3 separate regions of the Homo sapiens genome follow, and all the other regions are linked to region 1. The links are chromatin loops, found by intact Hi-C in ENCODE. Cell type or tissue: endothelial cell of umbilical vein. All regions are shown on one strand. Each heading gives the region's core, and the rest is flanking DNA. Links, peaks and the distances in the headings are about the cores only.

Region 1 (4,455 bases), core at 99-4,098:
AGTTACTCCGAGTGAGTCAGTGAGTGAGTGGTGAGTTAATGTGAAAGCCCACGACATTGCTGTACACTTCTGTAGACTTTATAAGCACTGTACACTTAAACTACACTACCTTTATAGAAAGAAAATTTTTCTCTTTATTATTTATATATTTATTTATTTGGAGACAGAGTTTTGCTCTTGTTGCCCAGGCTGGAATGCAGTGGCACGATCTCAGCTCACTGCAACCTTCGCCTCCCAGGTTCAAGTGATTCTCCTGCCTCAGGATCCCGAGTAGCTGGGATTACAGGCACATGCCACCACGCCCGGCTAATTTTTGTATTTTTAGTAGAGATGGGGTTTCACCGTGTTGGCCAGGCTGGTCTCAAACTCCTGACCTCAGGTGATCCACCCGCCTTGGCTTCCCAAAGTGAAACGATTACAGGCGTGAGCCAACACACCCGGCATTATTTACTAATTTTTTTTTTTTTTTTTTTTGAGACGGAGTCTCGCTCTGTCGCCCAGGCTGGAGTGCAGTGGCGCAATCTCGGCTCACTGCAAGCTCCGCCTCCTGGGTTCACACCATTCTCCTGCCTCAGCCTCCTGAGTAGCTGGGACTACAGGCGCCCACCACCATGCCCGGCTAATTTTTTGTATTTTTAGTAGAGACAGGGTTTCACCTTGTTAGCCAGGATGGTCTCGATCTCCTGACCTCGTAATCCACCCGCCTCGGCCTCCCAAAGTGCTGGGATTATAGGCGTGAGCCACCGCGCCTGGGCTATTTATTAATTTTTTAATTAAAAAAAAAGAGACAGGGTCTCACTATGTTGCCCAGGCCAGTCTCGAACTCCTGGGCTCAAGCGATCTTCCCACCTTGGCCTCCCAAAATGCTGGGATTACAGGTGTGAGCCACTGCACCTGGCCAGAAATTTATCTTCAATGATAAATTAACCTTAGTTAACCCTATAATAACAATGCCTGGCTGGGTGCAGTGGCTCACGCCTATAATCCTAGCACTTTGGGAGGGCAAGGCAGGTGGATCACCTGAGGTCAGGAGTTCGAGACCAGTCTGGCCAACATGGCAAAACCTTGTCTCTACTAAAAATACAAAAATTAGCTAGGCATGATGGCGATGCCTGTAGTCCCAGCTACTTGGGAGGCTGAGGCAGGAGAGTTGCTTGAACCTGGGGGGTGGAGGTTGCAGTGAGCTGAGATCGTGCCACTTCACTCCAGCCTGGGCAAAAGAGCGAGACTGTCTCAAAACAAACAAACAAACAAACAAAAACAGTGCCTGCCTTTGGAATACCTGCTGAGGAACCTGCCTCAGGCTGTTTTACAGTTAACTTTTTTTGTAATAAGTAGAAGGAGTACACTCTAAAATAATGAAAAAAGTACAGCATAGTAAATACATAAACTAGTAACATAATTTTTAAATATCATTACCAAGTATTATGTGCTGTACATAATTGTATGTGTTATACTTTATTTCCGCACAAGAAAGAAATGAACTTTTGTTTTTTTTTTGGAGGTGGAGTTTTGCTCGTCACCCAAGCTGGAGTACAATGGCGCAAACTTACTGCAACCTCTGCCTCCTGGGTTCAAGCAATTCTCCTGCCTCAGCCTCCAAAGTAGCTGGGATTACAGGCATGCACCACCACTCCTGGCTAATTTTTGTTTTATTAGCAGTGACGGAGTTTCACCATGTTGGCGAGGCTGGTCTCGAACTCCTGGCCTCAGGTGATCCACCCACCTTGGCCTCCCAAAATGGTGGGATTACAGGCGTGAGCCACCGGGCCCGGCCAGAGCCCTCTATTGACATGTGTCTGCACAGTTATCATGCAAAGGAAGACAAGTTACATGTAAAAAGATGGTGGTTGTAATATGCTTTGAAATAGCAAAAAATTGGAAAATATCTCACAAGATCATTGTGGAAGATTGGCTAAATAAATGAAGACAACTCCATACCACGGAATACTAACTACCATTAAGGAAAAGGTAGAGAAAACAATTTAAAAGGGGAAAATATATATGAAAAACAATGGTTTTCAAAACATTGACTATCAGCTTATAAAGGACAGTGATCCTTGTGGACGTGCATTTTACATATGTATTGAATATCTTTGTGCCTTTGCTTGTACATGCTTAACTTGAAAACATACATTTACCATTGACCACTAGGTGGTATCATAACACAAATTATTCTACAGCCAGGGTAGGCATTTATTTTATTTTATTTTATTTTTATTTTTTTATTTTTTATTGATCATTCTTGGGTGTTTCTCGCAGAGGGGGATTTGGCAGGGTCATAGGACAATAGTGGAGGGAAGGTCAGCAGATAAACAAGTGAACAAAGGTCTCTGGTTTTCCTAGGCAGAGGACCCTGCGGCCTTGCGCAATGTTTGTGTCCCTGGGTCCTTGAGATTAGGGAGTGGTGATGACTCTTAAGGAGCATCCTGCCTTCAAGCATCTGTTTAACAAAGCACATCTTGCACCGCCCTTAATCCATTTAACCCTGAGTGGACACAGCACATGTTTCAGAGAGCACAGGGTTGGGGGTAAGGTCACAGATCAACAGGATAAGAATTTTTCTTAGTACAGAACAAAATGAAAAGTCTCCCATGTCTACTTCTTTCTACACAGACACGGCAACCATCCGATTTCTCAATCTTTTCCCCACCTTTCCCCCCTTTGTATTCCACAAAACCGCCATTGTCATCATGGCCCGTTCTCAATGAGCTGTTGGGTACACCTCCCAGACGGGGTGGTGGCCGGGCAGAGGGGCTCCTCACTTCCCAGTAGGGGCGGCCGGGCAGAGGCGCCCCTCACCTCCCGGATGGGGCGGCTGGCCTGGCGGGGGCTGACCCCCACCTCCCTCCCGGATGGGGTGGCTGCCGGGCGGAGAGGCTCCTCACTTCTCAGACGGGGCGGCCGGGCAGAGACGCTCCTCACCTCCCAGACGGGGTCACGGCCGGGTAGAGGCGCTCCTCACATCCCAGACGGGGCGGCGGGGCAGAGGCGCTCCCCACATCTCAGACGATGGGAGGCCGGGCAGAGACGCTCCTCACTTCCTAGATGGGATGGCGGCCGGGAAGAGGCGCTCCTCACTTCCTAGATGGGATGGCGGCCGGGCAGAGACGCTCCTCACTTTCCAGACTGGGCAGCCAGGCAGAGGGGCTCCTCACGTCCCAGACGATAGGCGGCCAGGCAGAGACGCTCCTCACTTCCCAAAAGGGGTGGCGGCCAGGCAGAGGCTGCAATCTTGGCACTTTGGGAGGCCAAGGCAGGCAGCTGGGAGGTGGAGGTTGTAGCGAGCCGAGATCACGCCACTGCACTCCAGCCTGGGCACCATTGAGCACTGAGTGAACCAGACTCCGTCTGCCATCCCGGCACCTCGGGAGGCTGAGGCTGGCGGATCACTCGCGGTTAGGAGCTGGAGACCAGCCCGGCCAACACAGCGAAACCCCGTCTCCACCAAAAAAATACGAAAACCAGTCAGGCATGGCGGCACGCGCCTGCAATCGCAGGCACTCGGCAGGCTGAGGCAGGAGAATCAGGCAGGGAGGTTGCAGTGAGCCGAGATGGCAGCAGTACAGTCCAGCTTCGGCTCGGCATCAGAGGGAGACCATGGAAAGAGAGGGAGAGGGAGACTGTGGGGAGAGGCGAGAGGGGAGAGGGAAGAGGGAAGAGGGAAGAGGGAGAGGGAGAGCCAGGGAAGGCATTTTTAAACAGGTTTCTTTTTTTGAGTGTCTGATAATGTCTCTCAAAACTGTCAGGTTTAAACCTTGTAGGTCCAATTCCAACATGAATGTAAATAACTTAGCTGAACTACATACATAAGTAACCACATAGTGAGACTGACTGGGGTCTGTGTTCCTCCATTCAACCTGTATTTGTTGTGTCTGTGATGGATTAGCCACTATCTTTCTGATATATTTCAGAGAAGAAATATCTCTTCTCTCACTTACTTCTGTCTGGACTACCAGATATCCCTATGCATACCATCTCTTGTTTCTCTTCCTCAGTCCAGCTGGTTCAGTCTGAGAATTTTACCGACTGTGGGTACACCTTCCACCTTTGCTCTTTCATTTATCAATAAAACCAAAGAAAGAACAATAGTCCTTTTCCTTAGGGTGGTACAAGGAGGCCAAGGCCTCACTATTTATAGCAAATAATGCAAATGGAAATAAACCTAGGTATCTTCTCCTGCAGGTAACTTTGTTTTGGATCTTTGCTACTGTTTAACTTCCTTTGGTGACTAGCCATATTTCATTAACCTTGCAAGCAGTTGAACCTTGCTCAATTGCAGGAAATGCTGGGAAATCCCACTCAGCTGTCCCTACATCTTGTCCCAAAGCACTTGTAGACTGGCAAGGCTTGTTACCTGACTTCCTGTCATGGTAATTTGCTTTATTTCATGTCCCTTATATTTTATTTCTTTTTTTTTTTTTTTTTTTTTTTTGAGACAGAGCCTCACTCTGT
Region 2 (4,455 bases), core at 333-4,332, 200 kb after region 1:
AAGATCTGACCATACAGATGGGCCATTCGTGACAGCCCATGTGGCATGTTTAATCTTAGGGCAGTACTCTCTGTGGCCAGAAATCCCTTCTGGAGTTCAGCCCATTGCACAGAGTGCCCAAAGCTGTGGGCCATCACCCTTGCGCCATCACTAGATGGCTGTAGCATTCCAAAGGCCCTGCTTGCTCAGAGGTGGGTGGGCTCTTTCTTCAGTGATGCTTTCTTGTCAGGTGGCCTGTTTCATAGGTGGCATCTTCATAAAACCAGCAGTTTTTGTAAAACAGTAGGAAAGACACTATTTCTGTCTCCTGGGTGGGCCACCACCTGTTTGACCCACCCTGAAGATGGCTAAAGGCTGAGGAGCTGGGTTTGGCCCTTAATTGGAAGATCCATTTTCTTCTCGTGATGGGATGTTCTGGAGCTTGTCCCACCCATTTGTGAAACTTAGTTCAGAATTGCAGGATGAGAATGTCAAGTTGAAGACTGTTTTGCGTAGGCAGGGCTCAGTGATGCTGGCCGTTGTTTCTCAGCAGCAGGAAGAAGTCCTCAAGTTCAAAAGGTCAAAGTCTAGAAGAAGAACCAGAGAAGTCTGGTTTGCCAAAGGCTCTAATCAACTGTGCAGTTAGTCCCAGACCCCTGTAGTTCCTTGACCCAAAGGAAATAAAGGCTCTAGGGCAAGGCTTCTGTTACTGCTGTCTGGGCTGATTCTTAGGTTCTTTGTTGTTCAGGCTCTTGGGCAAATGTGGCCACATGTCTGATGACTTGGGGGATGGAAGCTGTAGGAATATTCTTAGGTTTGGGATGTACCATCCAGCGGCCAATTTTGCTGTAGGGCCACTTTTCTTCTTCTTCTTCTTTCTTTTTTCTTCTTTTCTCCTCCTCCTCCCCCTCCCCCTCCTCTCCTCCTCTCCTCCTTGTCCTTCTTCTATCTTCTTCTTCTTCTTCTTCCTCTTCCTCTTCCTCCTCCTCCTCCTTCTTCTTCTTTTGTAGTTGGTGGCTATTACAAAGTTTTCCTTATTTAATTGTGAAATATCTATTTGAGCTGTGACACAGCCCCCAAGATGACCACTTGAAAGGCAGAGCGCCTGGGTTTTGTCCTTGCTCAGGGCCCACCTGTCTTTCGTCAGTGGTGCTTGGGTGGCATGTAACGCCCTGAAAGCAGTCTTCTTTGTGCAGACATGATGGAAATGCCTGCCCATACACCAGCAGTTCACACTGTGCTGGGTTTGTCCAACCCACTGATGCCACATCACTGGGAAATTCAGGGCAATAAAAGTGTGCTATATGCTGTGCTCGTGAAAGCAAACTGACATTCCCCACAGGGAGATCTAAAATAATGCATTAGCAATACCCTAGGTTGCAAACCAAGTACCAGGTAGGATGGCAGCAAAACATTCATTCATTTTTATTATGTCAGCACAATTGAAACAAAAGATGGCCACACTCTTTTTGAAGCTTCCCTAATCCACAGTAGAGTTCCCAGCATCCATTCGACAGACAGGGATGTTCAGCTAAAGAAAGCTCTGTATAGGCTGGGCACGGTGGCTCCTTTGGGACGCTGAAGCAGGTGGGTCACCTGAGGTCGGTAGTTCAAGACCAGCCTGACCAACATGGAGAAACCCTGTCTCTAGTAAAAATACAAAAAAATTAGCCAGGTGTGGTGGCTCATGTCTGTAATCCCAGCTACTCGGGAGGCTGAGGCAGGAGAATCGTTTGAACCTGGGAGGCGGAGGTTGTGGTGAGCTGAGATCACGCCATTGCACTCCAGCTGGGCAATAAAAGCGGAACTCCATCTCAAAAAAAGAAAGCGCTGTATAGCACCTCTGTTGGTATAAAACCTGTGTGAGAAGACCAAATACTTTTTCTTCTCCCAGAAAGAGGCATTGTTTCAAATGTTATGCTTGGCAAGCTTTATGAGTAAACACCATTCTTGGGCATGCATCTGACTGCTCCTGATATGAGTCACCAACAGGGGTCACAATAAATGTATCCAGTGAACAGGTTCTTGCAAAAGAGAAGCACAATCCAGGCAAACACACACACACACAGACACACACACACACACAACACACCACCTCACAAAACCACAGCAAGTATGTAGTAAGTTTAGGAATATTTGGGACTTCCTCCTGGGTAGGAATGAATCTGGGGATGCAACCCCACATCTAAGTCTTGTCCCTCTGCTGTCGTTTGCCCCAGACTGAGTTGTATCAGCTGAGACTTAGATCTTTGCTCCACAGGAACTGTGACATCCACTCCAGGTTTTGTATCAGGTCATCTGCTGTTCTGAGCACCCTTACAGCCCCCTAGCTAGTCCAGCTCTGCCTGTCCCTTTCATTCCATCCATACCTGGCTTTCAGTCATAACATGTATTATGCAGGTTTTTTTCTGGGCTTTTTTTCTGATATGCAGTGGCCTCATTACTCAGAGTTTGCATTTTGTAAGAAATCCACCTCTTGTTCAAATGACTTGCTTGTTTGAGAAGTTTAGTGGCTGAAGACTCGTTTTGTCTCACTCATCCCTCTGGGGCCTTGCGGTCTTTCTCTTTCCAGTCCCCTGGCCAATCAGCCAAGCCGTTCACCACTCCCTGAGTCTGTATATTTTCTTTCCAGCGGATGATCAGATGCACTGCCCAGAGCTTTGCCCATTGGGAGTGTTTCCTTTCACTGCTGTCTTTCAAGGCTACCCCTGAAATAACACTATTAGTGCAGCCAGCACACATTTTCAGCTTGTATCCACGTGGCCCGCTGAGCCATCATCATGAGTGAACCAGGGAAGGAGAGTGAGCCAATATGAGGATATTACTGAGTTAGCCACCACTGTGTGATTGGTTGCTCGATTCCACAGGACTGTCCTCTGAGAAGCTGTGTAAAATGTGCCTCAGGGTGGTCTGGTCCAGGAGAGGAGGAGGAAGAATGCACGCACTGGTTCCTGTGTCCCATTGGTCAGTGTTACCTCACAGGGAGTGAATTCCCCTGCAGCACTTGCAAGTTGCACTGTGTGGCCGCTGAGCAGGTCCCATGGCAGTGTCCACAGGAAAGCGCCAAGGTGACAGTTGAAGGCCCAAATCACAGCTATCAGGTTATGCTGGCATGACATGGTCGTAGGCCTTGCAGGGCTAGCACTGCAGTGGTGGCTGGATCAAGGGATAGGTGAGGCCAAGAGGATGTAACATGTTGCATAATGGTAAGTGAATAAAGTCCTGAAAGATTACATACAGTGTGGTATCTTTTCCATTTAATTATAAACTACCAAGATTACAAGAAATGCAAGCCCGTGATCAATGGGGGATTTGGGAGGTTACCTTGGGAGGAAAAAGATGGGAGGGTGATGAACTGAAGAAGCATATTGTTACAGTTGAATGCAGGTTGTCACGACTAGCTTCAGTGCTGACTATAAACAAAAAATAGGGAAGGAGGGAGGAAGGAGGCCATGCATGGACCATGATTAGAGTGTAAGAGTGTTATGAACTCAGGATGATGATTAATCTGTGTACCTGAGGTTCAAATAAAACGTGCAGGCCGGGCGCGGTGGCTCACGCCTGTAATCCTAGCACTTTGAGAGGCCGAGGTGGGCGGATCATGAGGTCAGGAGTTTGAGACCAGCCTGGCCAACATGGTGAAACCCCGTCTCTACTAAAATACAAAAATTAGCCGGGCGTGGCGGTGGGCGCCTGTAATCCCAGCTACTGGGTAGGCTGAGGCAAGAGAATTGCTTGAACCTGGGAGTTGGAGGTTGCAGTGAGCCGAGATCGTGCCGCCACTGGACTCCAGCCTGGGTGACAGAGTTAGACTCTGTCTCAAAAAGAAAAAGAAACCCACAAAACAACAACAACAAAACCCCCCAAAAAACAGCAACAAAAAAACCGTGCAAGTGGATGCTTCTAATGTGAACAGTTCTTAGCTTTCCCAGAGGCGTGGCTCTCCCCAAGGAACGCGGCGGCGATGCTTCCCGATGGCCGCCAGGGGGCGTGCGCGGCCAGGAGCGGGCGCGTTGCGCGCGGGCTCCTGCAGCCACCTGCTTGGTGGGTTTTGTTTTCGCTACAGGAGAGCTGTGTCCAGCTGGGAGGTGTGGCAGCAGGCACAGCTGTTGGCCGGGGACCCCGGGGGCTCCCCAGGGAGGGCCTCCGCCCAGCGCGCTGCCCCTGGGTTCGCTAGGAAGCATCTGCCAGACCGGCGGGGCCCCGACTTTCCGGAGAACTGCCAAGACCCTGGGGCAAGCGCTTGAGGGCCCTCCTGGGCAGGATCGCAAACTGGGGCTGGCTGCTTCAGCTAGCCCCCAGCAGGTGTGTTTGGCCTGAAGTGTATCTTTGAAAAGATACTTGGCAGCATTTAAAAATCGGGAAATGTTTAGCGTGGAAATCCAGATGACCATTTCTCTGGGTCACTTGGGGCATCTGGCAGCACTTGGCCAGCGGCTCGCTCCACACGCATCCCTGCCCGGCTGATGAGGTTTG
Region 3 (4,455 bases), core at 333-4,332, 160 kb after region 1:
ACAAAAAAATACAAAAATTAGCTGGGTGTGCGTGCCTATAGTCCCAGCTACTCAGGAGGCTGAGGCAGGAGGATGGCTTGAGCCCGGGTGTAGGAGGTTGCAGTAAGCTGAGATCAAGCCATTGTACTCCATCCAGCTCTGGGCGACAAAGCAAAACCCTGTCTTGGCCGGGCGCGGTGGCTCACGCCTGTAATCCCAGCACTTTGGGAGGCTGAGGCAGGCAGATCACAAGGTCAGGAGATCGAGACCATCCTGGCCAACATGGTGAAACCCCATCTCTACTAAAATACAAAAAATTAGCCGGGTGTGGTGGCACGTGCCTGTAGTCCCAGCTACTCGGGAGGCTGAGGCAGGAGAATCGCTTGAACCTGAGAGGCAGAGATTGCAGTGAGCCGAGGTTGCGTCCCTACACTCCAACCTGGCAACAGAGCAAGATTCTGTCTCAAAAAAAAAAAAAAAAAAAAAGACATGAACAGACAAATCAAAAATAACATAAAAATGGCCCTTGATATGAAAATATGTTCAGCTTTCCTCATGGGAGAAGTACACATTAAAACTACACTGAGGCCGGGCGCGGTGGCTCATACCTGTGATCTCAGCACTTTGGGAGGTCAATGCTAGTGGATCAGTTCAGGTCAGGAGTTCGAGACCAGCCTGGCCAACATGGTGAAACCCTGTCTCTACTAAAAATGCAAAAATTAGTCGGGCGTGGTAGTGCATGCCTGTAGTTCCAGCTACTTAGGAGGCTGAGGCAGGAGAATTGCTTGAGCCGGGAAGGCAGAGGTTGCAGTGAGCCAAGATCATGCCATTGCACTCCAGACTGGGTGACAGAGGGAAAGTCTGTCTCAAACAAAGAAAAAAAAACTACACTGAAATATTATTTCTCCCTATCAGAATGAAAAAAATTCAAAGGCTTGACCACAGTGTTGGAGAGGCAATGGAGAAATACATGCACTCCTTCACTGCTCGAGGGAGTGCCAAATAGTATATAGCCTCTAGTGAATGAAATTTGCAGTTTAACAAAATTGCATATGCCTACTCAGTAATCACATGCCTAGGAACTGACCCTAAAGATACAAAAGTAATACAAAAGTATTATTCACAATATAAAAGTAACATTCACAGATTTATTCACCATTTGTAATTGCAAAATAGTGGGAACAACCTAAATGCGTATGGATAGGAAACTGGCTAAATAAACTGTGACATAGCTGCATGATGGAGTAACTACAATTTTTTTCAAATGAAATTGATTTCTATGAACTGATATAGAGTAACTTCTAGGATGTATTGATAAATGAAAATAAAAAGTACTAATATATATGTAACACACATACCCATCTGTATCTGTCCCTTTCCACTAAAGAAACACAGGAAAGATAACCAGAAACTAACAAAATTTGTTACTTACAGTGGAGGGGTGGGTGGGAATCAGGTGGAAGGCATAGAGACTGAGTGACATTTCTCTAAGTGAACCTTTTTGTATGTTTCTACTTTTGAAACCTTTATCAATGTTTCATATTTTCAAAAAATAAAATTTAATCAATAATGAAGACAAAACCTGTAAGATTGATTGTATGACCTGCAATGGCACTCATTATGAGGTTAGACTTTGTGTTAGGGCTGCCTGGGGATGACAGGGTCTCCCTGCAATCCAAATTCCAAATTGGACCCCACCCTTTCCCTTCCCCAGGCACTCAGAAGCTCCTTCCTTTCTTTATCACATCCCTCACTCACGTGGTCAAACTGTCCTGGACTAAAATAACCAAATAATGATGGAAGCAAGGAGGTTAAGTGACACACAATCTTTTCCCCTAATGACACCTAAGAACTAACCCTGCACTGGTGAGTGCAGAAGCCTTAGCATTCCTTTGCCTTTGCGGCCCTCTGCTGGTGTAAAGAAAATGTGGAGGTTGATGATGTTACTTGCTTATTCTCTAGTCTAGTTTTGTTGGGAGAGGAACTTTGATAAGCTGTCTCTCCTAGGAGATCTCTGATCCAAAGTTCTTGCTTATCTGGCATTCTTGGACACTTTGTGGAATTTGGAAATATTCATACAATTTAAGACTCTTCTTTGCCTTCACATCACTGCTCTTGTCTCTTCCCGCTCTTTAACCACTGCTTTATTTTCTTGGCTCTTCTTCACCTTCTTTCCTACTCCTTCCAAAGTTCTGGCCTAAATCCTCTTCTTCCTATAAGTTCATCCCCTTAGCACTTTTATGACTGTAACTATTTAGTTCTATGAGTATTTCCCAAATGCTTTATTTCCTCCAATGCTCCAGATCCTTTTTTTTTTTTTTTAAACAGAGCTGGTGCCTCAGCCTCCCGAGTAGCTGGGATTACAGTCATGCGCCACTACGCCCGACTGATTTTTGTATTTTTAGTAGAGACAGGGTTTCACCATGTTGGCTGGGCTGGTCTTGAACTCCTAGCCTCAAGTCATTGGCCCATATCGGCCTCCCAAAGTGCTCGCATTACAGGTGTGAGCCACCGCGCCCAGCCTCCAGATCCAAATTTGAAACTATTTACCACAAACTCCGCTTGATGCCCTCTGGCACCTCAATCTCAGTGTGCCCTAATCTGAGTTCTTCATCTTCCCTTTGTTGGAACAAATGACCCAAAACCTGGAAATAAGGATTACCAAGTGCCCTTTCAATGTCATATTAGCACAGTAGTTCTCAAAGTGTGGAGTGTGGTCCCTAGACCAGCAGCATCATCATCACCTGGGAACTTGTTAGGAGTGCAAATTTTCAGGTTCCACCCAAGATCTACTGAGTCTGAAACTCTGGAAGTTGGATCCAGCAATCTGTGGTTTAACAAGCCTTCCGGGGGATTCTCATGATCACTTAAGTTTGAGAACTACTGAACTAGAGCAGGGGCTAGCAAACTATGGTTTGTGGGCCAAATCCAGCCTACTGCCCGCTTTTATTATTTTTTAATTTTAATTTTTAATTTAATTTTATGTTTTTGAGACAGTGTCGCCTAGGCTGGAGTGCAGTGGCGTGATCTCGGCTCACTGCAACCACCATCTCCTGGGTTCAAGCGATTCTCCTGTCTCAGCCTCCTGAGTAGCTGGGATTACAGGCACCTGCCATTATTCCCAGCTAATTTTTGTATTTTAGAGGGGGTTTCACCATGTTGGCCAGGCTGCTCTTGAACTCCTGACTTCAGGTGATCCGCCTGCCTTGCCCTCCCAAAGTTCTAGGATTACAGGCGTGAGCCACGGCGCTCAGCCTATTGCCTGCTGTTATAAAAGTTGTATTGGAACACAGCCACACCCATTTGTTACTATATCATCCACAGCTGCTTTTGTTTTACAACAACAGTTGAGTTGAGTAGTTGCGACAGAGACCATATGGCTCTCATAGCCTAAAATAGTTACTATCCGGTTCTTTAAAGAAAAAGTTTGCAGACCCCTAGACTAGAGCATGGTCTACAAAACCCTCCTAAGGGTCATCTGATCGTCTAGGGAAAGACAATTTTCTTTGAGTTAGTATTTATTACTGAGTTGGGCCCAGATTCCATAATTAAGGTATTAATTATAGAAAATTGGTAAATTGCAAATTATTTTTGTTAGAGGGAGATAAAAATGATTTATCTGTGTTAGAGTTCATCACAAAGATAACAATTTTATTTTCCGGTAAACCATAAACCAGTTTTGGATTTAACCTAGCAATCTTATCTTAGCATTATTTTTTTTCTTTCACTGAATACACACACACACACACACACACACACACACACACACACACCCCTCTCATAACCGCCTATAAACCAGTTTTACATTCTTCTGATTACTTAACTAATAAATTAGGTTGTTTTTTTTTTGCAATTTTATAACTTTGATGTATTTGACCATCAGCAATTAGTTCTCATCCACATTGACTGTCTGTAGATTTTTGAAAGTGGTAACCGGTACATAGGTAACCAAAGTATAGAGCTTATTTGGTGAATCTTCATCCTTATTCTGGATAATCGCACACGGATTCGGTATGAGACATTCCTTATTCCTTTGGCCCAGACAGCTTTGTTGAGCCTGGTAGCAACGCACATGTCTGGAGCTACCATCTCCTTCATGGCAAATTTCCGAATCTCTTTGAGTGCCCAAGGGGCACACTTCTTGAAGCGCACTCCATGGGTGCGCTTGTGAATGTTGATGGTGTATTCTTGGGTCACCACCTCGTTGATAGCAGAACGGCCCTTTTTCTTTTGGCCACCCTTCTTTGCGGAAGCCATTCTGTTGGGTCCAAGTTGGAAAGGCAATATTTTATTTTATTTTATTTTTTTAAGACAAGGTCTCACTCTGTCACCTGGGCTGAAGTGCAGTGGCACAATGGCACAATCAAGGCTCACTGTAGCCTCAACTTCCCGGGCTCAAGCGATCCTTCTACCTCAACCTCCCAAGTAGCTGGGACTACAGGCATATGCCTCCACACTCAGCTAATTTTTTTTTCT

The links. Hi-C counts contacts between places; a loop is a spot of excess contacts. Peaks named below come from ENCODE experiments on the same cell type or tissue, not always from the same donor. Only the 100,000 strongest peaks of a DNase experiment are listed, where the experiment ranks them.
Region 2: a loop joins it to region 1, with 15 times the contacts of the local background. A loop is called at or near these places in 2 of 110 quality-filtered maps.
Region 3: it touches region 1 in a loop (19-fold over the local background); 102 of 110 quality-filtered maps call a loop at or near these places.

The regions. Positions count from the first base shown.
Region 1 is chr3:32,662,651-32,667,105 of GRCh38, reverse strand. No RefSeq gene overlaps it. Among named protein-coding and RNA genes, the nearest start is that of CNOT10, 20 kb to the left of the region's middle. In endothelial cell of umbilical vein, for the core only: no CTCF peak of the experiment used is centred there; a DNase peak (open chromatin) is centred at 2,135.
Region 2 is chr3:32,467,512-32,471,966 of GRCh38, reverse strand. No RefSeq gene overlaps it. Among named protein-coding and RNA genes, the nearest start is that of CMTM6, 33 kb to the left of the region's middle. RefSeq lists silencers at 3,511-3,620, 4,211-4,280. In endothelial cell of umbilical vein, for the core only: CTCF peaks have their summits at 1,898 and 3,949 (motif pointing right); DNase peaks (open chromatin) are centred at 1,936 and 4,076; H3K4me3 peaks cover 187 bases; H3K27ac peaks cover 1,704 bases.
Region 3 is chr3:32,507,736-32,512,190 of GRCh38, reverse strand. It overlaps the pseudogene RPL31P18. Among named protein-coding and RNA genes, the nearest start is that of MIR548AY, 3.6 kb to the right of the region's middle. In endothelial cell of umbilical vein, for the core only: a CTCF peak has its summit at 1,893 (motif pointing left); a DNase peak (open chromatin) is centred at 1,880.